Linked DNA regions of Homo sapiens: region 1 is linked to region 2. Evidence: read pairs that join two places in POLR2A ChIA-PET (ENCODE). Cell type or tissue: OCI-LY7. All regions are shown on one strand. Each heading gives the region's core, and the rest is flanking DNA. Links, peaks and the distances in the headings are about the cores only.

The links. Peaks named below come from ENCODE experiments on the same cell type or tissue, not always from the same donor. Only the 100,000 strongest peaks of a DNase experiment are listed, where the experiment ranks them.
Region 1: POLR2A ChIA-PET joins it to region 2 with 13 read pairs; 2 of 35 experiments call an interaction of 5 or more read pairs at or near these places.

Annotation. Positions count from the first base shown.
Region 1 is chr19:40,448,748-40,458,129 of GRCh38, forward strand. BLVRB (biliverdin reductase B) reads right to left here. Exons shown (of 5, transcript NM_000713.3): 4 at 2,617-2,745. Among named protein-coding and RNA genes, the nearest start is that of SERTAD3-AS1, 8.9 kb to the left of the region's middle. In OCI-LY7, for the core only: no CTCF peak of the experiment used is centred there; no DNase peak of the experiment used is centred there.
Region 2 is chr19:40,803,125-40,818,815 of GRCh38, forward strand. It overlaps EGLN2 (egl-9 family hypoxia inducible factor 2), which reads left to right. Exons shown (of 6, transcript NM_080732.4): 3 at 3,431-3,550; 4 at 4,014-4,150; 5 at 4,360-4,427; 6 at 4,685-5,310. The coding sequence ends at 4,740. RAB4B-EGLN2 (RAB4B-EGLN2 readthrough (NMD candidate)) reads left to right here. Exons shown (of 12, transcript NR_037791.1): 9 at 3,431-3,550; 10 at 4,014-4,150; 11 at 4,360-4,427; 12 at 4,685-5,317. It also overlaps the pseudogene CYP2T1P and the pseudogene CYP2F2P. Among named protein-coding and RNA genes, the nearest start is that of EGLN2, 12 kb to the left of the region's middle. RefSeq lists enhancers at 1,079-1,258, 5,226-5,725, 8,596-9,486, 15,390-15,599. In OCI-LY7, for the core only: no CTCF peak of the experiment used is centred there; a DNase peak (open chromatin) is centred at 8,113.

The sequences.
Region 1 (9,382 bases), core at 6,883-9,382, 350 kb before region 2:
TGGAACACACACCCTTGGCTGTGTGTTTGCTTGGGACAAAGCAGACAGGAAGCTCCTGCCCTGGCTGGGCACAGTGGCTCACGCCTGTAATCTCAGCACTTCGGGAGGCCAAGGTGGGAGGATCACTTGAGCTCAGGAGTTTGAGACCAGCCAACATGGCAAAACCACATCTCTACAAAAAATGCAAAAATTCGCTGAGTGTGGTGGCTTATGCCTGTAGTCCCAGCTACTTGGGCAGGAGAATCACTTGAGCCCAGAAGGCGGAGGTTGCAGTGAGCCAAGATTGTGCCATTGCGCTCCAGCCTGGGCTACAGAGGGAGACCCTGTCTCAAAAAAAAAAAAGGAACACACACCTTCACCCATGTGGCATTCCTGCCCAACATGTTTAATCTGAATCTGTGACAAAACAGCTAGAAAAATCCAGAATGTGGGCCTTTAAAGTCACCTGGCCTGGTTAATGTTATGAGAAACTTAAAGAAAAAGGGCAGAGTGGGTTGAATTTTTTTTTTTCTTTTTTGGATAGAGTCTTGCTCTGTCACCCAGGCTGGAGTACAGTGGTGCAATCTTGGCTCACTGCAACCTCCACCTCCCAGGTTCAAGCAATTCTTGTGCCTCAGCCTCCCGAGTATCTGGGATTACAGGTGTCCGCCACCACACCTGGCTAATTTTTGTATTTTTAGTAGAGACGGGGTCTCACCACGTTGGCCAGGCTGGTTTTGAACTCCTGACCTCAAGAGATCCACCCGCCTCAGCCTCCCAAAGTGCTGGGATTACAGATGTGAGCCACCACGCTGGCCTGACAGTTGGGGAAATTTTACTACGGAGTGGATACTAAATGATATGACAGAGTAAATGTCACTTTCCTTAGGTGTGAGCATGTTTTGTGTGCAAATATCTTTCTTTTAGGAGATGGCTGTCTAGGTATTTAGGAGTTAAGTGCGACAATGTTGCAATTCCTCTCAAATGATTAAGCCAAATATACATATGCATATATGTTTTCACAATATATTCAGCAAAATCTAACTATATATTCATGGAGAGAGAGAGAGGAGGAGAGAGGGAGAGACAACAGGATAAAATGCTAAGCATTGAACCTAAACAAAGGGCTTATGTGTATTCATAAACCTTTAATGCTTTCAAATCGGGAGGTGTGGAAGTTTTCACACACTTGGCTGGGCGTGGTGGCTCACGCCTGTAATCCCAGCACTTTGGGAGGCCAAGGTGGGCAGATCACGAGGTCAAGAGATCGAGACCATCTTGGCCAATATGGTGAAACCCCGTCTCTACTAAAAATACAAAAATTAGCTGGGCGTGGTGGCACGCGCCTGTAGTCCCAGCTATTCGGGGGGCTGAGGCAGGAGAATCACTTGAACCCAGGAGGCAAAAGGTTGCAGTGAGCCAAGATCGCACCACTGTACTCCAGCCTGGCGGCAGAGCAAGACTCTGTCTCAAAAAAAAAAAAAAAAAAAAAAAAAAAGCCAGGCGCAGTGGCTCACGCCTGTAATCCCAGCACTTTGGGAGGCCGAGGCGGGCGGATCACAAGGTCAGGAGATTGAGACCATCCTGGCTAACACTGTGAAACCCCGTCTGTATTAAAAAATACAAAAAATTAGCCAGGTGTGGTGGCGGGCGCCTGTAGTCCCAGCTACTCGGGAGGCTGGGCAGGAGAATGGGGTTTCACCATGTTAGCCAGGATGGTCTCGATCTCCTGACCTTGTGATCTGCCCGCCTCGGCCTCTCAAAGTGCTGGGATTACAGGCGTGAGCCACCGCACCCGGCCATTAATATCTATCTTTTCTTGTCTTTTTCTTTTTTTTTTTAGACAGGGTCTCACTCTATTACCCAGGCTGGAGTACAGCAGCCTGGGCAACAGTTTATTGCAGCCTTGATCTCCTGGGCTCAAGCCATCCTCCCGCCTCCCAGTAGCTGGGACCACAGGTGTGTGCCACGACGCCCAGCTAATTTTTTTTTTTTTTTGTAGAGATAAGTCTATGTTGCCCAGGCTGGTCTCAAACTCCTGGGCTGAAGAAATCCTCCCGTCTTGGCTTCCCAAAGTGATGAGATTACAGGTGTGAACCACCATGCCTGGCCTATGTATCTATCTATCTATCTATCTATCTATCTATCTATCTATCTATCTATCTAATCTCTATCTCCCATACTAGAAATGTAAGCCATGGCGGGGCATGGTGATGCAGGCCTGTAATCCCAGCTACTCAGGAGGCTGAAGCCCCAGAATCCATAGACATAATGGATTAAACCATTAGCCAGTGGTAATCCCCTCAACCTTCAATCCCTCACCACTCCCCAGAGGTGAAAGTCCCAACCCTGTAATCCAGCCTTAGTCTTTCTGGTGACCAGACCTGAAGCTGCCTAGGGGCTGCCAGCTCTCAGTGAACTCATTAGCATAGAAAAAGACATTTACCATTTTGGAGATTCCAAGGATTTTAGGAGTTGTATGCCAGGAAACAGGGACAAAGGCCAAATATATATGTCACAATATCATAGGAAGGTTTGCAATTTTAGGGTGGTCAGGGAAGGCCTTGCAGATCTCCCCAGAGGGCAGGAGGGAACAGGCAGATGGCATTGGTGCCACCAGGTCCCTGCCCTGCTTACCTATGTGTGGCGGCATCACAGCCACGTACTTCAGGCCTGATTCCCGCAGCACCTTGTGCATCCGGATGTGGTCATCAGTCACAGCCTGCAGTCGTGGGGGCACCTTGGTAGGGTCCCAGAGCAGGAAAGCTGGAGGGAACACAGGGCAGGATCAGCCTGGGCTCTCTTGTCTTTTTTTTTTTTTTTTTGAGACAGAGTGTCGCTTTGTCACCCAGGCTGAGTGCAGTGGCGCAATCTCGGCTCACTGCAACCTCTGCCTCCCGGGTTCAAGCAATTCTCCTGCCTCAGCCTCCCCAGTAGCTGGGATTACAGGTGCACACCACCAGGCCTGACTAATTTTTGTATTTTTAGTACAGACAGGGTTTTGCCATGTTGGCCAGGCTGGTCTCAAACTCCTGACCTCAGGTGATCCACCCTCCTCCACCTCCCAAAGTGCTGGAATTACAGGCATGAGCCATTGTGCCCAGCCAAGGGCTCGCTTGTCTTGATGCCAGGACAAAACCCTGCCATGGCTGACCATTGCTTTCCAGTTGCAAAAACAGGGGAGTCCTCTGGGGCTCCTCTTTCCCTCACACCCCAGGTAAGAGCTGTCTGCTGATCACAATAATTCCAAATCTGACCTCTTCTCACTCCGCCTGGTCCTGTCCACTGTTACCTCTTGCCTGGACCAGCCCAGCAGCCTACTCCCTGGTCTCTCAGCCCCTCCTTCCCTCCTCCCAAGGAGCCCGTGAACACCCCTATCAGTTCACATCCATAGCTCCATCTCACTCAGGGTAGAAGCAAAGTCCCCATGGCCAGCCCTCAAGGCCCCACCTGATATGGCCCCATCAGCCCTCTGACGTCCTTGCCTACTCTGCCTACCACTCTCTCTTACACGCCTCTGCTCCAGCCAGGTTCTGCCTCCCAGCCTTGGCAATGTCTGATTCCTCTGCCCCTGATGCATTTCCCTCTCTTTTTTATTTTCTCTGAGACAGGGTCTCATTCTGTTGTCCAGGCTGGAGGACAGTGGCGTGAACACGGCTCACTGCAGCCTTGACTTTCTGGGCTGAAGTGATCCTCCTGCCTTAGCCTCCTGAGGAGCTGGGACCACAGGGGTGAGCCACCAAACCCCACTATTTTTTTTTTTTTTTGAGACAGAGTTTCCTTCCCTCTTGCCACCCAGGCTGCAGTGCAATGGCATGATACCGGCCAAGCCTGGCTAATTTAAAAAATTTTTTTAGGCCGGGTCTGGTGGCTAACCCCTGTAATCCCAGCACTTTGGGAGACTGAGGAGGCCAGATCGCCTGAGGTTAGGAGTTCGAGACCAGCCTGGCCAACATGGTGAAACCCCATCTCTAGTAAAAATACAAAAGTTAGCTGGGCATGGTGGTGCATGCCTGTAGTCCTAGCTACTCAGGAGGCTGAAGCTGGAGAATTGCTGGAACCCTTGAGGCGGAGGTTGCAGTGAGCTGAGATCGCGCCACGGCACTCCAGCTTGGGAGACAGAGCAAGACTCCATCTCAAAAACAAAGCAGAACAAAACAAAACAAAACAAAAAAAACACAAAAATTAGCCAGGTGTCGTGGTGCATGCCTGTAATCCCAGCTATTCTCAGGAAGCTGAGGCAGGAGAATCCCTTGAACCTGGGAGGCAGAGGTTGCAGTGAGCCGAGATCGTGCCATTGCACTCCAGCCTGGGTGACAGAGCAAGACTCCGTCTCAAAAGAAAAAGAAAAAAACATTTTTTTTGTAGCGATGGAGGTCTTACCAAGTTGCCCAGGCTAGTTTTGAACTCCCGGGCTTAAGCGATCCTTCCATCTCGACCTCCTAAAATGCTGCGATTACAGGTGTGACCCAGGACCCTTTGCCATTTCCCTCTCGTAGCCACATGGCTCCCTGTTTTCTTTGCAGACTTTGCTCAAAGGTCACCTTTCCATGCAGCTTTTCTTGACTGTCCTGTTTAAAATTGCAAAATCCTGTCTCCCCCAGCCCAGTTTACCAATCCCTTTTCTTGGGGCCTTGTTTTCTCCCTAGGACCCTTCCCCTGCCACCACACGCTAGAGTTATCCTGTGACTCTATCACATTTCCTGCTCCAATCCCAGCCCTTAGAAGCATCTGGAACATTGTAGGTACTTACTAAATATTTGTTCAGGAATTAGCTTTCAACAAGCTATAACTTGGCCAAGCTACACCAGCTGACATTTATAGAACTTTTACCTCAAGCCAAGAACTATGCTAAATATTTTTAGGAGCAGTTTGGTGAATAGTTAAAGAGCTTGGGTTTTGCCTAAAGTCAAGTACTGGATCGACCACTGGCCAGCTTCTTGTTTCCTCATGTGCAAACTGGGATGATATAAATTGTTCAAAGGCTGGGCAGAGTGGCTCACACCTGTAATCCCAGCACTTTGGGAGGCTGAGGTAGGAGGATCAGTTGAGCCCAGCAGTTCTAGACTCACCTGGGTACGATGGTGAGACCTGTCTCTACAGAAAATTAAAAAATTAGCCAGGCGTGGGGACCTGTGGTCTTAGCTGCTTAGAAGGCTGAGGCGAGAGGATCGCTTGAGCTCAGGAGTTCGAGGCTGCAGTGAGCTGTGATTGCACCGCTGCACTCCAGCCTGGACAACAGAGCAAGACCTTGTCTCAACAAAAAGAAATAAATAAATAGTTTGAGTAATGTTAGTGGTTATAAAAAGGTGTGTCACAGAGACCAGCCTGGGCAACAAAGCCAGACTCTGTCGCAACAAAAAAATTTTAAAAATTAGATGGGCATGGTGGCACATGCCTGTGGTCTCAGCTACTCAGGAGGATCCCTTGAGCCTAGGAGTTGGAGGCGGTAGCGAGCTATGATGACATCATTCTCACTGCAACCTCCACCTACAAGTTTCAAGTGATTCTCCTGCCTAAGCCTCCTGAGTAGCTGGGATTACAGGCGTGTGCCACCACACCTGGCTAGTTTTTGTATTTTTGGTAGAGACGGGGTTTCACCATGTTGGCCAGGCTGGTCTCGAACTCCTGACCTCAAGCGATCCACCTGCCTTAGCCTCCTAAAGTGCTGGGATTACAGCGTGAGCCACTGCGCCTGGTCTAGGATTTCCTCTTTACAGATGAGAAAACTGCGGTGCAGAGTGTGAAGTGGGTTTTTGTCTGCAGCCTCCAGTCTCCAGTTCACAATCTCAAATCCAGTCTCTAACTTACCCCTAGTTTCTTTTTTCTTTTTTTTTTTGAGGCAGTCTCGCTCTGTCACCCAGGCTGGAGTGCAGTGGCACGATCTCAGCTCACTGCAAGCTCCTCCTCCCGGGTTTACGCCATTCTCCTGCCTCAGCCTCCCGAGTAGCTGGGACTATAGGCACCCGCCGCCACGCCTGGCTAATTTTTTGTATTTTTAGTAGAGACGGTGTTTCACTGTGTTAGCCAGGATGGTCTCAATCTCCTGACCTCGTGATCCACCCACCTTGGCCTCCCAAAGTGCTGGGATTACAGGCGTGAGCCACAGCACCCGGCTGTTTTGTTGTGTTTTGAGACAGGGTCTTGCTCTGCAGCCAAGGCTGGAGTGCAGTGGTGCCATCACGGCTCACTGCAACCTCTGCCTTCTAGGCTCAAAGGATCCTCCTACCTAAGCTTCCCAAGTATTGGGGACCACAGGTGTGTACCACCACACCCAGCTAATTTTTTGTATTTTTTTTTTGTAGAGATGGAGTTTTGCTGTGTTGCCCAGACTGGTCCTGCACTCCTGGACGCAAGCAATCCGCCCACCTTGGCCTCTCAAAGTGCTAGGATTACAGGCGTGAGCCACTGTGCCTGGCCTTACTCTGGGTTTCTTTCTAATCCTCTCAGATGCCTCCATAAAAAACAATCCTCCCCAAGCCCTAATGGATAAACTCCAAGCTCCTTAGATGACAAAAATCTTTCTAATCTTTTACCTTGACATTTGAATATGGAGGGAAGATTAAACTCTAATAATTAGAGGCTGGAAGATAATTAAAGTGTGACAATAGCACTGTGGTGCTGGAAGAGAAAAGTCCTTTTTCTTGGGACTTGCCGAAGGTGTCTGTGGGTGTGCAACTCCATTTCAAATAGTTTAGGAAGTCTGGGCGCAGTGGCTCATGCCTGTAATCCAGCACTTTGGGAGGCCAGATCACTTGAGGTCAGACCAGCCTGCCCAATATGGTGAAACCCCATCTATACTAAAAATACACACACACAAAATTAACCAGATGTGGTGGCAGGCACCTGTAATCCCAGCTACTCAGGAGGCTGAGGCAGGAGAATCCCTTGAACCCAGGAGGTGGATGTTGCAGTGAGCCAAGATCACGCCACTGTATTCCGGCCTGGGTGACAGAATGAGACTCTGTCTCAAATAAAAACAAACAAACAAAAAACCCAAATAGTTTAGGAGAACAAAAACAAAATCTATTTGTGTATGTGTATGTGCATAGATAAACCAATTACAAAACACAATCACAATTTTAAAATCAGGAATATGGCTGTTGGCCAGGTGCAGTGGCTCAGGTGTAATCCCAGCACTTTGGGAGGCTGAGGCTGGTGGATCGCTTGAGTCCGGGAGTTCGGGACCAGCCTGGGCAACATGGCGAAACTCTATCTCTACCAAAAATACAAAAATTAGCCAGCCTTATAACCCGGTCTCAAAATAAATAAATAAATAGATAGATAGCTACAAACTTAAAAATAAAAAAAGAAAAGGAATATGGTTGTTCACACGACTATTAACTTTTCTGTTTAAAAATTTTTATAATAAAAAGTTAAAAAGTATATTGAGGACCTACACATTGAAGTAAGCAGCCATGATGTATGTAAGCTAACTTCAAATGGGTCAGAAAAAAAACATTGTGTGTCTGTGAACAGAGGACGGTAGGTGTACTGGTGTCCTTTCAATTTTTCTGTAAGTTTAAGATCATTTCCAGATAAAAAGTTAAGCTGGACTCAATGGCTCATACCTGTTGCCCCAGCTATTTGAGGGGCTAAAGTGAGGGGATTCCTTGAGCCCAGGGGTTCAAGGGTACAATGAGCTATGATCAGGCCACTGCACTCCAGCCTGGGTGACAGAGCGAGACCTTGTCTCTATGTTTGTTTTTTTTTTAATGAAAAAAAAAATCCTGGCACACCTAAGACTTTAATATTTAGAAAACAATCTAAACAAAAAAAAATGAGAAAAAAGAAAGCAAATTAAATCAATTTTACAGGTTTGTCTTTTTCATGGAAGCAAAACTTAACCAGTTAAATTGGTTTTTAAGACATGGGAGAGTCTGGACGTGGTGGCTTATACCTGTAATCTCAGCACTTTGGAAGGCTGAGGTGGGAGGACTGCTTGAGGCCAGGAGTTCAACATCAGCCTGGCCAACATGGCAAAACCTTGTCTCTACCAAAAATACAAAAATTAGCAGGGCATGGTGGCAGGCGCCGGTAATCCCAGCTACTCAGGAGGCTGGGGCAGGAGAATCACTGTGGGCCACGATCTTGGTCCCAGGCACCATGAACCCGGGAGGTGGAGTGGCGGTTGCAGTGAGCTGATACCACGCCACTGCACTCCAGCCTGGGCAATGGAGTCAGACTTCATCTCAAAGAAAAAAAGACATGGGAGAAAAAAACAAAACTAAAATTAACAGCAGACCATTCCAATCTGCGAACAAAAGTAAGACCTTGTCTCTACAAAAATATCAAAAAATTAGCCAGGTGTGGTGGTGCATGCCTGTAGTCCCAGCCGCTTGGGAGGCTGCAGTGGGGAGGATCACTTGAACCCAGACTGAGGCTGCAGTGAGCCATGGTTGCACCACTGCACTCCAGCCTGGGTGACAGAAAGTCTCAAAAAAAAAAAAAAAAAGTGAACCATTCTGAAATCGCAAGTTTACTCGTGTATTACTTTTCCATTTCAGAGCTTGAGGAAAAAAGCCATAAATGATTTTGCTTCCTACCCTCCAACTAGGTCTGGCCTCCAGGCCTCTTTGCTTGCTTTGTCCTCTGCCTGGAGTGTAATTACAATCATCAGGCAGCCCTCCCTCATGCCACTTCCCTTTCCAGGGAGGCAATTTGTGTCATGAAACACACTTGAGGTCAGGAGTTCGAGACTAGCCTGGCCAACATGGCGAAACCCTGTCTCTACTAAAAATACAAAAATTAGCTGGGCATGGTGGTGCACACCTGTAGTCCCAGCTACCTGGGAGGCAGAGGCAGGAGAATCACTTGAGGCAGGAGAACCACCTCCGGGAGGCGGAGGTTGCAGGGAGCCAAGATCACGCCACTGCACTCCAGCCTGGGCATCAGAGCAAGACTCTATCTCAAACAAACCTCAAAATAACTATAAATAAATAAATAAATAAATAAATGATTATACAGGGCAACTATTTGCTTAATGTCTGTGTCCCCATAATCGGGAGCTCTGTGAGGGCAGAGACCTAGTGTCTATCCACAGCTCTATCACTTCCTCTGGGAGGCCTACCCTGACCTCTCTCAGCCTAAGTCGGACGCCTCCTCTGGGCTCCCATAGTCCTGTAGTTTCTCCCATTGTGGCCCTATCCCCTCTGCCTGCCTCCCGATCCCAGCTCCGATGATCTGGATGTCAGTTTGATCATGGATCTGTTTACCACCTCTCTCTGTGAGCCTTGTGTGAGCAGGGCCCAGGGCTGTACAGGTCACCACTGTGTCCCCAGCATCACCCAGTAAGGTTCAGGCACACAGCTGGTGTTCAGTAAATGCACAGTAACATGGAATGGCTTCAGCGTCACCTTTCAGAGGCCCCTGGGCTGCCTCCCCAGTACCCCCCAGTTCAGCC
Region 2 (15,691 bases), core at 7,090-9,589:
GCTGTCGTCCTCGTCAGGGGGAGACCAGAAGGGCTGAGTGGCCCAGATGGGACACTGCTCTGAGCCTCAATTTGCTGATCCACGGAATACGAAAACCAGGTTACATCCCCAGTGAGTCTGGCAGTTTGGGGAGGGGAGAGTAGGAGAAGATCTCTTGTGTTTTGGTGCCTCTGGTGCCCACTTTCTATGTGGTTGGGGACAGGGCCCCAGCGAGGATTGGGGAAGGGGCGTGTTTGGACTTTTTTAGCCCTAGGTGACCTTGATTGTCCTAGGGAAGTAAGGACAGGCCAGGCTGGACTGAGAACATAGGGGAGGAGCCCTCCCCTCCCCAGTGAGACAGCAACTCCAGGCTTTCCCGCTTTTAGATGGGCCCCATCTGGACTCTCTCCTGTACTCCAGAGTAAGGCTGTGGGGTGCTCAGGTGGGCTGCAGCAGTTGCCGTGGGGACATGGATCACCAGTGTGGCTAGAGCCAGTAGAAACGTGCTTCTTAGTCGTTCTGAGTGGAGCTCCTGTGTCATCCTTCCTTCCCCCAACTCCCTGGTTGGGGACAGGTGCTCCGTTGACCTGTAGGTGGGAGAGAGTTGACTCCCACTGGCAGCAAGGGCTACCAGAGGGGACCCCAGGGAGAGTCCAGCTTGCTTGGTTTGCTCCTTGAAGAGCAGCTTGGAGGTGGGACAGTCACAGGCTTCTGACTGGGGTGTGTGTGTAGTGGGGGTGGGGCTCTTGGCAGGCAGATTGTCACCAATAGCCTTTAAGTCTTTGGTCTCCTGGCCCTGGTCCCACCTGTCCCTCCCCTAGGTGGGAGGGGTGGAGAGCAAGTTTCCTGAGGCCTTCCCCTGTGAGGGCAGGAAGTAGATACTTTCCTTGGGGCCAGAGGATGCTTTCACCCCCAAGGTGTGTATATGTGGGGGAAGGGTGGGGCCCTAAAGAGCAGGTTCCTGTTTCTGTGTGAGTCCCATGTGCTTGGTGGGAGGCGCTGTGTGAGAATGTACAGGGCAGGAGGAAACATAGCAGGGCTGGGGTGCAGAGGAGGCCCAGAGCAGTGCACTCCAGTCTGCAGGTACTGCACTGGGCACTGGGGAGACCAACCTGGCCCCAGGGGCTTCCCTGTGGCTGCCTTCCAGGGCAGTACTAGGTAAACAGGTGCCTGTGCTGATGCCATGTTGCTAGGAGTGGAACGGACAATCAGCCGGAGTACTCAAGGTGACCCTTGGTCTCTGAATCCTGAATAACAAAGAGGGTCAGAAGGAAGAGTGTCCCAGGCCAGTGCTGAGGCCTTGTGGTGGCGATGAGCTCAGCCTGTTGAGGCATGGAGCAGAGTGATGGGAGAGGCACATGAGGTTGGGGGCCTTTGAGGCTGTGGTTGGGAATTTGTATTTTCTCAGGATGGAGTGAAGACCTGGAGAGGAGGGGCTCTGGCTGCTGTGTGGGGATGAATTGTGGGAAGAGGGTGCAGCACTGGACCCCTTCCCTGCCACCCATCCACGTGCATCATCAGTGTAATCTCTGATTGGATTCCTAATTGGGGAGGTCTTGCCCATCTCTAGTCAGTAACTCACTGTTTCTAAGCCTCCTGGACCATGGCCCAATTCTTCTCCCAGTGAGGTGGTTGCTCAGAGTGCCGACCCTTCCATAGGGAGTGAGCAGTGCAAAGAAGGTGCCCCCTCCTGAACCTTGAAGTGTAGCCATTAGGGTTTTCCCTGGGGGGCCTTCTCACTAATTGTACTCTGGTGCTGCCAGAGAGAAGGTTGTCAGCTTCCCACTGCTAGGTGGCAGTAGATGGTGGCAGCCCTCTCTTTCCAGGGCAAGGTCTGGTGGATGAGGTGCACATGGTTAATGCAGAGCAGCTTAACATCCACCACAGAGGGTGAGCCCTGGGATAATGTGTTGGGAGGCGTCCTGGGGAGGGTGAGGATTGAAGCAGCCCAGTCTGCTGTGGCGTGCGTGCTTGGCAAGCATCCTGTTGTGGCAGTGGCCACTGATGTTTGATCGTGAATGTTTATCTTGGGACTGTCTTGCTGGGCCGGGCCCATAGGTGTAGCTGAGCATTCGTGGGGAATGGACGCCAGCAGAGTTGTACCAGGGCAGAGAGGTCAGGGCAGAGAGGTCAAGACAGATGGTCCGGGCTGGGGAGAAGTTGAAGGGTCCTTGTGCCAGTCCTCCCCTTTTTGTGTGCTACCTCATCTTGCCACTGCAGTGACTTTGGGCAGAGGGTGGGACAGGGACCTTTTAAAATTTTTAAATGGCATTTCAGCCTGTGCTCCAGTTCTCCATGTGGCAGGCACTGTGCTGGCTGTCTTCCCAGACACTTGTTATCTTGTTCACTTGTTCCACAACAACCTGTGAAATAGCTGTGAGCTCCATTGGATCCATGGATGAGGAACCTGAGACCAGGAAGTCACCTGCCTGATGCCACAGCTCATGTGGCAGCACTGAGACTTGAACCAGGGAATTGTGTCTGCAGAAGTGGCTGGGCCATTTCCTTTACCTCTCAGCCACCTTTCTGCCAGCTCCCTGATGACAAACATCCCGGGGCCCTGGCCACAGCATTGTAGGGCTGGGTCAGGGGAGTGGCAACTGTCAGGCAGAGGAAAGAACCCTGTAGACAGAGAAACCAAGCCCTGCAATGAGTCCTGTTAGATCTCCAGGAGTTGGGGCTCCAGAACCTCCCAAGTTATGTTCTCAGAGAGATTAATTGCTACCGCTGTAAACAGCAGTGTTTATTACCCCTGCTGTACACATCAGGCAGTTGAGGCCCATTCAGGTGTTGGAACTGGCTAGGGTTACCCAGCAAATTATCCTTGGAGTTGGAATTAGGTCTTTCTATTCAGACTGTAGCTTTTGGCTCCTGTTCGGAGGTCTATGGGACAGATAATTTAGTGGGGATTCTTTGTAGTCCAGGGCAGCAGTTCTTAACATTGCTGCATGGTAGAATTACCTGGGAAGCTTTACCAATTTCAGGCCCTTCCTTAGGCCAGGTACTTCAGAACCTCAGAGCTCCCCAGGGGGCTCCACTCCACAGCCAAGGGTAAGAATTCCTGGTCTAGGGCTGTGAGGCCACCTCCTTGCACACCTGAAAATGTTTAAATTGGTATTATTCTACTGAAATGGCTGAGGTGGGGTTTGGGGTATCTTGAAACAAATCAAACTCTGTTACTAATTGAGCCCTAGCTGGGTGCCAGGCCCCAGGTATGTGTGTTGGGAGGGAGTGGGCTCTTGAGGCCCAGGAGCTGAGGTTTCTGATAGACTTGGGGATGGGATTTTGGCTGAAAAAGAAAGTCTTTTGGGGCAGGAGCTTGGAACCCTTGACCCAAGGAGTCATGGGGAAGATGGGGCAAGGAGGGGTGGGAAAATAGGTAATTCATGGCTGCTTCTCTAAGATGTGCCTGCCTAGCCCCAGTAAACCTACCTCCCTCCATCCCTGCCAGGCCATGGTGGCGTGTTACCCAGGCAACGGGCTCGGGTACGTAAGGCACGTTGACAATCCCCACGGCGATGGGCGCTGCATCACCTGTATCTATTACCTGAATCAGAACTGGGACGTTAAGGTAGGGGTGAGGGTGAGGGTGAGGGTGGCGCTGGGGCTAGGGCTGGGGCGGGGGTGGCGTGCGTCCACTCCATTTTCCACTCTCAGCCCAGATTCTGGCATTCTCCTGTTTCTCTTCTCAACACACAGCGGGCAGTGCGATCTGCCGGCTCTTCCTGGGAAATGGCACCTCCTCCTCTCTAGCGGACTGTGTGGTGGGAACTCCCCTCTTTCCGGGAATGGTGCTGTCTGCCCAGCCCCACCCGGCCTTGTAATGAACACTTTCCCCCTTTTCCTGTCTTTAGTAGCTTCCTGCCCATCTCCATGGTGATGCAGTCTCTGGGTTGTCATTCACTTTGAGAGCCCGAGGGGTGGGAGGGAGTGATGCAGGCAGACGCTGCGCCTCCTAGTGGGCTCCCGGGGCACCGTGGGAGGCAGCGGCTCCTGGCCGTACCAGCTAGCCTCATCCTTTGGCCTGCCCCCAGGTGCATGGCGGCCTGCTGCAGATCTTCCCTGAGGGCCGGCCCGTGGTAGCCAACATCGAGCCACTCTTTGACCGGTTGCTCATTTTCTGGTCTGACCGGCGGAACCCCCACGAGGTGAAGCCAGCCTATGCCACCAGGTATGACCTGTACTTCTGGAGACGCACCCAGGTGCTCCCCCTGTGACAATGTCCTGTCAGAGCCTCAGAGTGACTAGGGAGCGACGAAGTATTGAGAGGGGGCCTAGGTGGGAGCAGAACCGGGTGGCTCAAAAGGATGGCCGCCTAGTGTGTGTGGATATGGTAGCTGGAATTGCAGAAAACTAATGTCCAACCACCCTGGTCTCCAGGTACGCCATCACTGTCTGGTATTTTGATGCCAAGGAGCGGGCAGCAGCCAAAGACAAGTATCAGCTAGGTACCTGCTTCCCTCCCTTCAGTCCTTCCTATTCTGTGGGCCCTCTTGGGCCTGATGCCACCCCATCCCCCTCATCAGCCTCTTGTTAAATCCCACCACTCATTTTTCTTCATCTCTGCCCACCTTCCTTAGCCCACTCTCCTGGTACCCCAACAGGAGCCCCATTTCTTCCTGGTCCTCTCCCCATCTCCCCAGGTTTCCCTTGGCTTCTTTGTCCTTCTGATGACTCACTGTCTCCTGTCCCCTCTCACCCCCAGCATCAGGACAGAAAGGTGTCCAAGTACCTGTATCACAGCCGCCTACGCCCACCTAGTGGCCAGTCCCAGAGCCGCATGGCAGACAGCTTAAATGACTTCAGGAGAGCCCTGGGCCTGTGCTGGCTGCTCCTTCCCTGCCACCGCTGCTGCTTCTGACTTTGCCTCTGTCCTGCCTGGTGTGGAGGGCTCTGTCTGTTGCTGAGGACCAAGGAGGAGAAGAGACCTTTGCTGCCCCATCATGGGGGCTGGGGTTGTCACCTGGACAGGGGGCAGCCGTGGAGGCCACCGTTACCAACTGAAGCTGGGGGCCTGGGTCCTACCCTGTCTGGTCATGACCCCATTAGGTATGGAGAGCTGGGAGGAGGCATTGTCACTTCCCACCAGGATGCAGGACTTGGGGTTGAGGTGAGTCATGGCCTCTTGCTGGCAATGGGGTGGGAGGAGTACCCCCAAGTCCTCTCACTCCTCCAGCCTGGAATGTGAAGTGACTCCCCAACCCCTTTGGCCATGGCAGGCACCTTTTGGACTGGGCTGCCACTGCTTGGGCAGAGTAAAAGGTGCCAGGAGGAGCATGGGTGTGGAAGTCCTGTCAGCCAAGAAATAAAAGTTTACCTCAGAGCTGCACACATCTGACTCCATCTGCAATTTAGGGCCTTTATTGACCGAGGAGGGTATGGAGGTTTGAGGGCCAGTGAGCCCACCATAGTGGAGCCTGACCTCAGCAGGCCACTGGCTGGAGCTGGAAGTCTGGGGGGACACTGCCCAGGCCAGTGCACTGCAGGTGAGGTTGATGGTGCCAGGGCGTACCACAGGGAGCAGGCAGAACCTCTGTAAGGTGGCCGTAAGGAATAGGAAGATACCCGAGTGGGCCAGGCCTGTGCCCAGGCACATCTGCTTTGCCGGGTACACAGGTGCACAGTGAGCACCAGGTACCCCAGAGCCAGTCCAGGCTGGTCCCCTTCCTCCTCTGCCTGCACCTGAGGCAAAGGGCATGAAAGCATCATTGCCCTGGAACTTGCCCTTGTCCAGGAAGTTGGTAGGGTTGAAGCAGTCTGGGTCTTTGAATTGAGTGGGGTCCCGGTGTGCAGTCACAAGCAGGGGAATCACAAAAGTGCCCTGGGGATACATGCAACTTGGGTTACCTGCGGGCTTGGTGAGCACCTGCACCACCTCCATCCAAGACGCTTTTTAAAAGCCCAAGGGAATAGGCCGGGCAAGTAGCTCACGCCTGTAATCCCAGCACTCTGGGAGGCTGAGGACAGATCACTTGAGGTCAGAAGTTCGAGACCAGCCTGGCCAACATGGCGAAACCTGTCTCTACTAAAAATACAAAAATTAGCCAGGCGTGGTGGTGGGTGCCTGTAATACCAGGTACTCAGGAGGCTGAGGCAGGACAATCGCTTGAACCCAGGAAGTGGAGGTTGCAGTGAGCCAAGATCATGCCACTGCATTCTAGCCTGAATGACAGAGCCAGACTCCGTCTCAAACAACAACAACAAAAAGCCTAAGGGAAGGCAGAGCTGCCTTCCTGCTCCAGGGGTAACTGATTGTGTTTTGGTCTGCACAGCGCACACCTGCTGATTCTGGCTGATCTCATGCACCCGGGTCCCGCACGGGATCCCCAGACTCAGTGGGTACCTTTGGGCAGACAGTGGCTGTGCAGGTGGGTGTCGAGGGTGAGGGTGCGCGGCAGCCCCAGGGGCACCACGCTGATGAAGCACTGGATCTCGAGCAGCACTGCGTTGGCGTAGGGCAGGCACACGCGATAGTCCAGGCTTGGGGCGGGCCTCCACCCTACCACAGGGTCCAGCTCCTGCACCTTGGCTCAGGCCGGGGGAGGCTGTGAGCTGCGCACTTCCAGGACCCTCCAGCCATCCCCAGACTGCAGCCTCCCATTCTGGGTCTCTCCGGGTTGCACACCTGCCACCTCTAGGTACTTAAGCAGAATGAGGAGCCCATAGCACAGGGTGGTGCTCGTGGTTTCGGTGACGCCAAAAAAAAAATGCGTCGTCATTACCGACGTCTACTCCTGGAAATGGCTCTCCGGGTCCTGCTGTTACTGTGGGCAGAGGAGATGTGCTGCCGCGTGCCAGGCACCTGTTGGTGGGCGGCATGGATAGAGTTTAGAGAGCTGGGACCCATGCCTTACCCATCTGGTCAAGCAATCAATGAAATCGCGGGGCTCCGCTGGCTGCCGCATCTGCCAGTGTCGTTGAATTTGCTCAGAGATGACCCGCAGCTCCGAAAAGTTTCGGAAGATTCGGTGGTGCGGGCCCGGGAGCCAGTCCATGAGGGACAGGCAAATGTACATCTGGAGAGACAGGGTCTGTCTCAACATGGGCCCTGCACAAGGCCACTAGGCCTTAGTTTCCCTACAGGGAGATTGGACTAGGACTTTGATACTGGATGTTCTAGAACTCTTCCAGGAATCTGTCCCATTCTAATGATCCATTGTAGGTAGGTCTGTGTACTCGGGATTTGGCATAAGGCTGGACGCACCAAGGAAAGATTGTGGCCGGCCCTCTCACCTCGCCCCATCTGGAACTAATGATGCAGAAGTTGTCACTGAAGAGGTTCAGGAGCCTCAGGAACTCCGGGTCCCCATAGCGATAGCGGTTCCCGAAGACAAGAACAGATAACATTGGATACAGCATTATCCAGTAGCCGCACGGGGTCAAACGGGGCTCCTGGGGGTAGGAACAGGACGGTGGTCATAACGCGTGGTCCTGCCCCCAGCCAGCCCCATGGGCTTACTGGCTTTCTTCCACCCAAATACCTTCCAGTGGCCCCGTCTTGGCAGTGCAAGGGACTCTCCCACACCAGGCCCTTCCGCTCTCCCGGCCAGGCCGAAGCAATGGTGGCTTGAAATTCGTCTAGCAGACAAGCCGCCTCCTCCAGGACGCGCGCCTCGACGGTCCGCGTACCCAACCCGAACTTCTTAAGCGCTCCAAGTGCAAAATTGCGCAGTGTCCACCAGCACGGCCGGTTAGAAAACAAGATTCCTGTGGTGGGGACGGGAAAGGAGGCGGGCCGGGGAGCCGGCCACGCCCTATCCAGGAAGCGCCGGGTCACTGGCTACATCCCTTTAGGGGCCTCCGACTCCTGCGGCCGGCTTCGTTCCCTTTGCTTCTTTACCAGACCTCCAAGTGCCCTATCCACACATTGGCCCCGCCTTTGCTGGGCTCCATCCCTGACCTAGGCTGGCTCTCGGGCTTTGACTCTTAGGCTCTTTTCTCCTGTTGGCTGCAGGATGAACCTCCATTCTAACCTTACGCTTTAGCGCCGCCCCGCCCTCTCTCGGCCGTTTGCACCTCATTAGCTGGAGTCTCTATTAGGCCCCGCCCCCATTTGCCCGCCTCTACCATTTACCCGCCCAGCCTGGAGCGTCCGGGCCGGCAAGTCCAGCGCCGGGGCCTCACTGTTTCCGCGTGTGAAGCGTTCGAAGACTGCCATGGACCCGCGGCCAGAGACCGCATCCGCCTGTAGCACTAACGCGTCCCGCAGCGCTGCGTAGCCGCACAGCCCCACCGCAGGGCGCGGGCCCAGCCGCACTGTGAACACCCGGCCCCAGCGGCCGGAGAGCTACGGGTAGCCGGTGCTCAGCGGGTGCCCATAGGGTTCCTCATCGGAGCCATTGCCCCCAGCTCCCTCTTCCTTCAGACCCAGGAGTCCTCGTCTCAGACCCTCATTCCTCAGGCCCAGGAATTCAAATCCCCAGCTCCTTCCTCCCTGAGATCCAGGAGTCCAGGCCCCCACTTCCTTCTTCCCTTAGGACCTGGAAGTCCAGCTTCCCAGCCTCCTGCACCCTCAGAGTCGTCTCCTGGGCCCTCAGTACTCAGCCTGCCCACCCTGAACCAGAACAGACCCCCTGCTCCCCTCTTCCCACAACCTGATTTCCTGCTCTGGGCTCCTTCGTTACGACCCAGTGTCCCGGCCCCAGGCTCTCCACTCCCTATTCTCCTTTCCTAGTACTCAGCAGTCCGGAGCACTCATCCTTCCTGTCCTTCCTCAGGATCATAGAGTACAAACCCTCAGCTGTCTTCATTCAGGAGGAGTTCTAGTCCCCAGCCCCACCTTCACGAATCCAGAATTCCGTTCCCCCATTCCTGTCGGGAATGGAGTGCGCGGTCCAGGCCTCCGGACTGCAGCTGCAAGTTCCCCAGCAATGGGAGCGGCCTGGGCCGGGGAGGTAGGGACCCCCGCATCTGAGCGCGGCACCCACCCTACCCCCACCACGCCGGCGCCAGCACCAGAAGCCACAACAGCAGCGCAGCGATACCCGCGACATGCCTGCAATTCTCCACGCCTGCACCCCTTCACCTCTATTTGATTTCCAAGGGGTCTTAGGGGTGGAGCGGGGCGGAGACCCGATGTGGGAGGAGTGGGCGTCTCCGGGCTGCTCATTCCGTGGATTCCCCAACCCGACGTCTCCACCCCGCCCCCAGCCCTAGTGGAGCTGTGCCCTGGCTCCCCCTGGCTTTTTTTGTGTGTCTGCCTCAGCCTGTCTTACTTAGCAACTTTCGTGCACCAGCATTTTCATGGCAACACACCTGGACAACAGGTGCACCCTCCTGAGCCCCTAGCACCTTTGAGTCCAATTTACTTGGCCTGTAAGTGTGTATTCCTCAATCTCCGGGCCACCTCTGGGTCCCCTGAACGCTGTACCCTGTACCTCTGATTCCTAAATACACACCGACTCTCAAATACACCACTTCTGTTTTTTTTTTTTCCCTTCTTAGAGTTTCACTCTTGTTGCCCAGGCTGGAGTGCAGCAGTGGGATCTCGGCTCACTGCAACCTCCACCTCCCAGGTTCAAGATTCTCCTGTTTCAGCCTCCTGAGTAGCTGGGATTACAGGCATGCACCACTAGGCCTGGCTAATTTTTGTATTTTTAGTAGAGACGGAGTTTCACCGTGTTGGCCAGGCAGATCTCAAGCTACTGACCTCAGGTGATCCGCCTGCCTCGGCCTCCCGAGGTGTTGAGACTACAGGCCACTGCGCCTGGCTCAAATACACTTCTAAAGACACCCCTGGCATTCCTGTGCTCTGTGCCTGTGATTCCTAGGAGCTCACACCTGAGCCCTTGTCACTTCCATTACTCTTAGGACCCTGTGTACTATGCTTGTTCCCCAGATCTGCCTTCAATTTCCCTGGCTTCTGGGTGTCCATCAGTCTGGCACTTCTGTGCCTCTCCTTAGTTCTTCAGGGTGCCTTTCTGCATGTTGATCCCCTTGTACCTCCATATTATGTCCTGCCCTGAATCTACCATCTCTATCCCCAAGGCACTGGCTCCCAGATGCCCCCAAATGTTCTGTGCCCATGCTGCTGAACCCCCTGGTATCCAGTCCCCCAAGTCCCTGTCTGAGGCCAGGCCATGACGACAGACAAACTTATCCCTCATTCTCTCATCTATCCCCCCCAACCCCCATCCTAGGGCATGGGCTAGAGGGGGCAGACTCTGGCCTGGATGGGCCAGGGCTGCGGTGGTGGGAGCAGTGAGGTTGGGGCTGTATTTGGAACAGACTGTTCAGGAATGTGGTCCACCCTCCTGCCTGTCCCTGCTTGGCCAAATCCAGCCTTCCTCCAAGTGCCTGGCACAGGGCCCAGACCTGGGGAGATGGTGGGCGGGGGGTGGACTGTGCAGAGCCTAGGACTGGCATTGTCTCTGGGAGGGTCTCTGTGTATCTTTGTTTCATCTCTCAGTCTTGCTTGCTCCCTCCCTCCCTCCCTCTGTCCGTCCCTCCCTCCCTCCCTCCCTCCCTCCCTCCCTCCCTCCCTCCCTTCCTTTTTTCTTTTTTTTTTTTGAGACAGAGCCTGGCTTCTGTCCCCCAGGCTGGAGTGCAGTGGTACGATCATGGCTCACTGCAGCCTCAACCTCCTGGGATCAAACAAGCCTCCCACCTTGGCCTCCCAAGTAGCTGGGACCATAGGTACACACCACCACGTCCGGCCAATTTTTGTATTTTTTAAGGAGACAGGATGTCACTGTGTTGCCCAGGCTGGTCTCCAACTCCTGGGCTCAAGCAATCTTTCTGCCTTGGTCTCCCAAACTGCTGGGAGTATAGTTGTGAACCAGCGCGCCCAGCCTCCCTCACTCTCAGTCTCTGTGTTTCTGTGTTCATCTCTCTCTCTCCTCTTTCTGTCTCTTCCCATCTCTCTCTCTTTTCTCTCAGTCTCTGCCTCTGTTTGTGTCTGTTTTCTGTCTCTCTTTTCAGTATGTCTGTGTCTTCCCCTCCCTGTATCTCCCCTAGTCTGTGCTTCCCTTTGTCTCAGCCTGGCACTTCTGTGCCTCTCCTTATTTCTTCAGCGTGCCTTTCCGCATGTTTACCCCCTTGTACCTCCATATTCTGTCCTCCCCTATCCTGGGTCTTCCTACCTGTCAGCCTTTCTGGAACCTGGTGACTGACAGGGGTTGTGGGGCAGGACCCCTGCTCAGAGCTGCTGACTCCACTGACAGCGGGAGTGTGGTGGGGCACAGTAAGCTGCATCCTCCCCCAGCCCTACCCCACCCTCTGTGACAGGCTTTAATGGATCCTGTTTATTATGGCTTCTGGTTTCTCCCCAGCTCCTGACTCTTCCTCCGTTTTGCTCGGGTGGGCTGTCCTCTGGAATGTCAGCTCTTCTAGAGCAGGGATTTTGTCTTGTTCGCTTCTGTATCCCAGCACTTAAAGTAGTGCCCAGCACAGCAGTAGGCACTTAGTAAATGTTTGTTGAATGAATGCCCAATTTTTCTTCCTCGCTACTTCTCTTTGTTTTTTTTTTTTTTTTTATAGAGACAGGGTCTTGTTAGGTTGGCCAGGTTGGTCTTCAACTCTTGGTCTCAAGCAGTCCTCCTGCCTCAGCCTCCTAAAGTGCTAGGATCACAGGCATAAGCCACCATGCCCAGCCTCTTTCTTCCCTCCCCTCCCCTCTTTTCCCTTTCTTCTTCTCTTCCCTTCCCTTCTGTCTGTCTTGTTCTGTCGCCCAGGCTGGAGTGCAGTGGCACCATCACAGCTCACTGCAGCCATGACTGCCTGGGCTCAAGTGATCCTCCCACCTGAGCCTCCCAAGTAGCTGGGACTAGAGGTGCGTGCCACCATGCCTAGCTAATTTTAAAAATATTTATAGAGACCAGGTCTCACTATGTTGCCCAGGCTGGTCTCGAACTCCTGGGCTCAAGTGATCCTCCCGCCTTGGTGTTTCTATCTCTTTGTAATTAGACTGGATTTCTCTGTTTCTCTCTTTCTTTTCCTCCCTTTTTCTTTTTCTCTCAGGTCTCTCTATCTCTCTTCATTTCTGTTCTCTTTATTTATCTTTGCTTTAGGGTCTCTTTGTCTTTCCTCTCTCTGGACATCACTGTCTTTCCCTTTTCTCAGTGGCTCTCTTTCTCCTCCCGGTCTCTGTTTTCCAGGATCTCTTTGCCATCCCTGCGTATCTGTCTCTTCCTTTTCCTCTCCATCTCTTCTCAGTGTCTTCACGTGTTTTTCTCCATCATCTCTCTCTGCCTGTCTTTCTCAGGACCTCTGAGTCTCTCTGTCTCTCCCTCTCTTCTCCCTCTCTCCCCCGACCTCTGTGTCCCTGGCTGGGTCCTGGGGCAGACTCTGGTCAGCCTGTGATGGGAACAGTGTGGGGATTAAAGAGCTGACATCTTAATCCCCATGTGGGCACTGCCTATAAGCCTCACTCCAGTCAGCCCCATGCTCAGCAGAGCATGTCCCAGTTTCTGCATCACTTTGGGGAGACCCCGTTCAGGGTAGAGCCTCCCAGGCCACCTCCACTGATGGCTGAGGGGCCAGTTCCACTCTGCCTGAATCTGGCTCGATGTGCTTTGGGACGCCTGCCCAGCGAGAACAGCCACTGTCAGCAGGATGTTAGGGTATTAGGTCGGGTCCCAGGTTGGGAGGGTACATGCCTGGGGTTGCCATCCTCATCCCAAAGGGGAGAATTTCAGAGAATTTCAGTGAGAGGGTGGGAGGGCCGAGTGCAGTGGTTCATGCCTGTAATCCCAGCACTTTGGGAGGCTGAGGTGGGCAGATCACTTGAGGCCAGTAGTTCAAGACAAGCCTGGCCAACATGGTGAAACCCCATCTCTACTAAAAATACAAAAATTAGCCGGGCATGGTGGTGCATGCCTGTAATCCCAGCTACTCTAGGGAGGCTGAGGCACGAGAATCACTTGAGCGCTGAAGGTGGAGGTTGCAGTGAGCTGAGATCATGCCACTGCACTCCAGCCTGGGCAACAGAGTGAGACTCTGTCCCCCCAACCCTCCAAAAAAAAAAAGAAAAAAAAAGAAAGAAAAAGAAAAGAGGGGCTCGGGATTGAGGGAGAGAGCCTCAGTCCTCAGAACTCCCATTGTCATTGCTCATCTGTCTTTCTCTGGTCATTTCTCTGTTTCTTTCCATTTTCTCTCTCAATTCCCCTGCCTCCCATTTCTTAGTGTCGGTATTTCTCTGCTTTTCTCTGTATTTAAGGGTGTCTGCCTCTTTCTTGGTCTCTGACTTGTGAATTAAAAGGTAGTAGTTAGAAGTGCAGTGTCTGAGTAGGGCATGGTAGTGTGCACAGGTTGTCCAGAACTTTGGGAGGCTGAGGCTGGAGGATCACTTGAGGTCAGGAGTTCGAGACCAGCCTGGGCAATATAGTGAGACTGCCTCTACAAAAAATAAAAATAAAAAAATTAGTGGCTGAGTGCAGTGGCTTATGCCTGTAATCCCAGCACTTTGGGAAGCTGAGGTAGGCAGATCACCTGAGGCCAAGAGTTCAAGACCAGCCTGGCCAACATGGTGAAACCCTGTCTCTACTAAAAAAAAAAAAAAAAAAAAAATTAGCTGGGTGTGGTAGCGGGCGCCTGTAATCCCAGCTGCTCGGGAGGCTGAGGCACGAAAATTGCTTGAACCCAGGAGGTGGAGGTTGCAGTGAGCTGAGATCGAGCCACTGCACTCCAGCCTGGGTGACAGAGCAAGACTCTGTCTCAAAAAATAAAAATAAAAGTAAATTAGCCAGGTGTGGTTGTGGTGCACCCTGTAGTCCCAGCTACTCAGGAGGCTAAGGTGGGAGGATCGCTTGAGCCTGGGAGGCTGAAACTGCAGTGAGATGTGATTATGCCATTGCATCCCAGCCTGAGAGACAGAGTGAGAGCTTGTCTCTAAAAAAAGGAAAAAAAAAAAAGAAGAGGAAGAAGAAGAAAAAGAAGTGCAGTGTCTGTAGCCTCAGAGTCTGAATTTAGATACCAGCTCTGCCTGTTTCTGTGTGATCTTGGGCAACTCACTTCACCTCTCTGAGCCTCAGTTTGCTCATCTGTAAAAATGTGGTAATACTGCTTTGTGGCCAGGTGTGGTGGCTCATGCCTGTAATCCCAGTGCTTTGGGGGGATGAGGTGGGAGGATCGCTTTAGGTCAGGAGTTCAAGACCAGCCTAGGCAACATTGCAAGACCCTGTCTCTACTAAAGATTAAAAAAAAAAAAGTTAGCCAGGCACGGTGACTGTAGTCCCAGCTATTTGGTGATCTGAAGCAGAAGCAGGAGGATCAGTTGAACCCAGAAGTTCAAGGTTGCAGTGAGCCTTGAATTGTGCCATTGCACTCCAGCCTGGGCAACAAGAGGGAGACCCTGGCTATAAAAGAAATAAACAGGGTAGGTGCGGTTGCCGGTGGCTCACGCCTCTAATTCCAGCACTTTGGGAGGCTGAGGTGGGCGGATCACAAGGTCAGGAGATTGAGACCATCCTGGCTAACAGGGTGAAACTCTTGTTTCTACTAAAAATACAAAAAATTAGCCGGGCGTGGTGGCGCACGCCTGTAGTCCCAGCTACTCAGGAGGCTGAGGCAGGAGAATCACGTGAACCAGGGAGGCGGAGGTTGCAGTGAGCCAAGATCGCACCACTGCACTCCAGCCTGGGTGACAGAGCGAGACTCTGTCTCAAAAAAAAAAAAAAAAAGGAAAGAAAAAAGAAACAAAAGCCCCCAAAACAAACCAGAGCAAAGTAGGGAGACTTAAATGAGGCATTCAGAACAGTGTGCAAATAGGGAGTGTCATTTAGTGTCAGTGCTTGTTCCATCTTAGCCTCACTTTGCCCTGCTTTCCCCATCTCTCTGCAGTGCCCTGCATCTCTTGCATATTCTCTCTGATATCTCTCTGCTGTCATCTTCTTCTTGATATCTCTCTGCTGTCTTCTTCTTTTTCTTTCTTACTTTTTTTTTTTTTGGGGGGGGTCTCACTCCTGTCTCCCAGGCGGGAATGCAGTGGCACAATGATAGTCCATTGCAGCCTCGACCTCCCAGACTCAAGAAATCCTCCTGCCCCACTTTTTGACTTTTTTGTAGAGTCAGGCCTCACTCTGTTGTCCAGGCTGGTCTCAAACTCCTGGGTTCAAGCGATCCTCCCGCCTCGGCCTCCCAAAGTGCTGGGATTACAGGTGTGAGCCACTTCGCCTGGTCCTGCTATCTTTTTCTCTGTCTTGGTTTCTCTGCCTCACTGGCTTCAGGTCCTCGCAGCCTTTACCTTCAAGCCTGTCTCCAGGATACAATTTGTCCCACCCTAGCCACCCTAAAGGTGAGGGCAAAACTAGCCAGTGTCTCCATCTCTGCAGCCAGCTCCCTTCTCCCCATCCTAAATGACTCTCATTCTCACTTTAATTCAGCCAAGACTGGTTTGAATCTATTACAATGTACTAAGAAATGATACAAAAAGCCCAGAAAAGGGCGTGCCATAGAACAAGCTCTGTGGGTACAAAAAGACATGCCACATCTGCCTCTGCCCTGCAGACGGGGTACAGATTGGAGGGATGGGGGAAGGGCACGCGGCAGGCACAGCATGCAGGGAAGACAGCGTGACTGCCAGAGGGATGGAGGCAGACCGTGGACCAAGAAGGGGACGTAGCAACCCACATGGGTGGGCCTCATCGCTCACAGGCGAATCTGGAAGGGCCGGGGCGTTAGCGCGGGTGCAGGCACAGCTGGAAAGGCCGCGGCAAATTGCCAAGACCTGAGCTGAGCGGGGTCAGGTCGATGTCCTCGGGCGCACCCAGCGGCT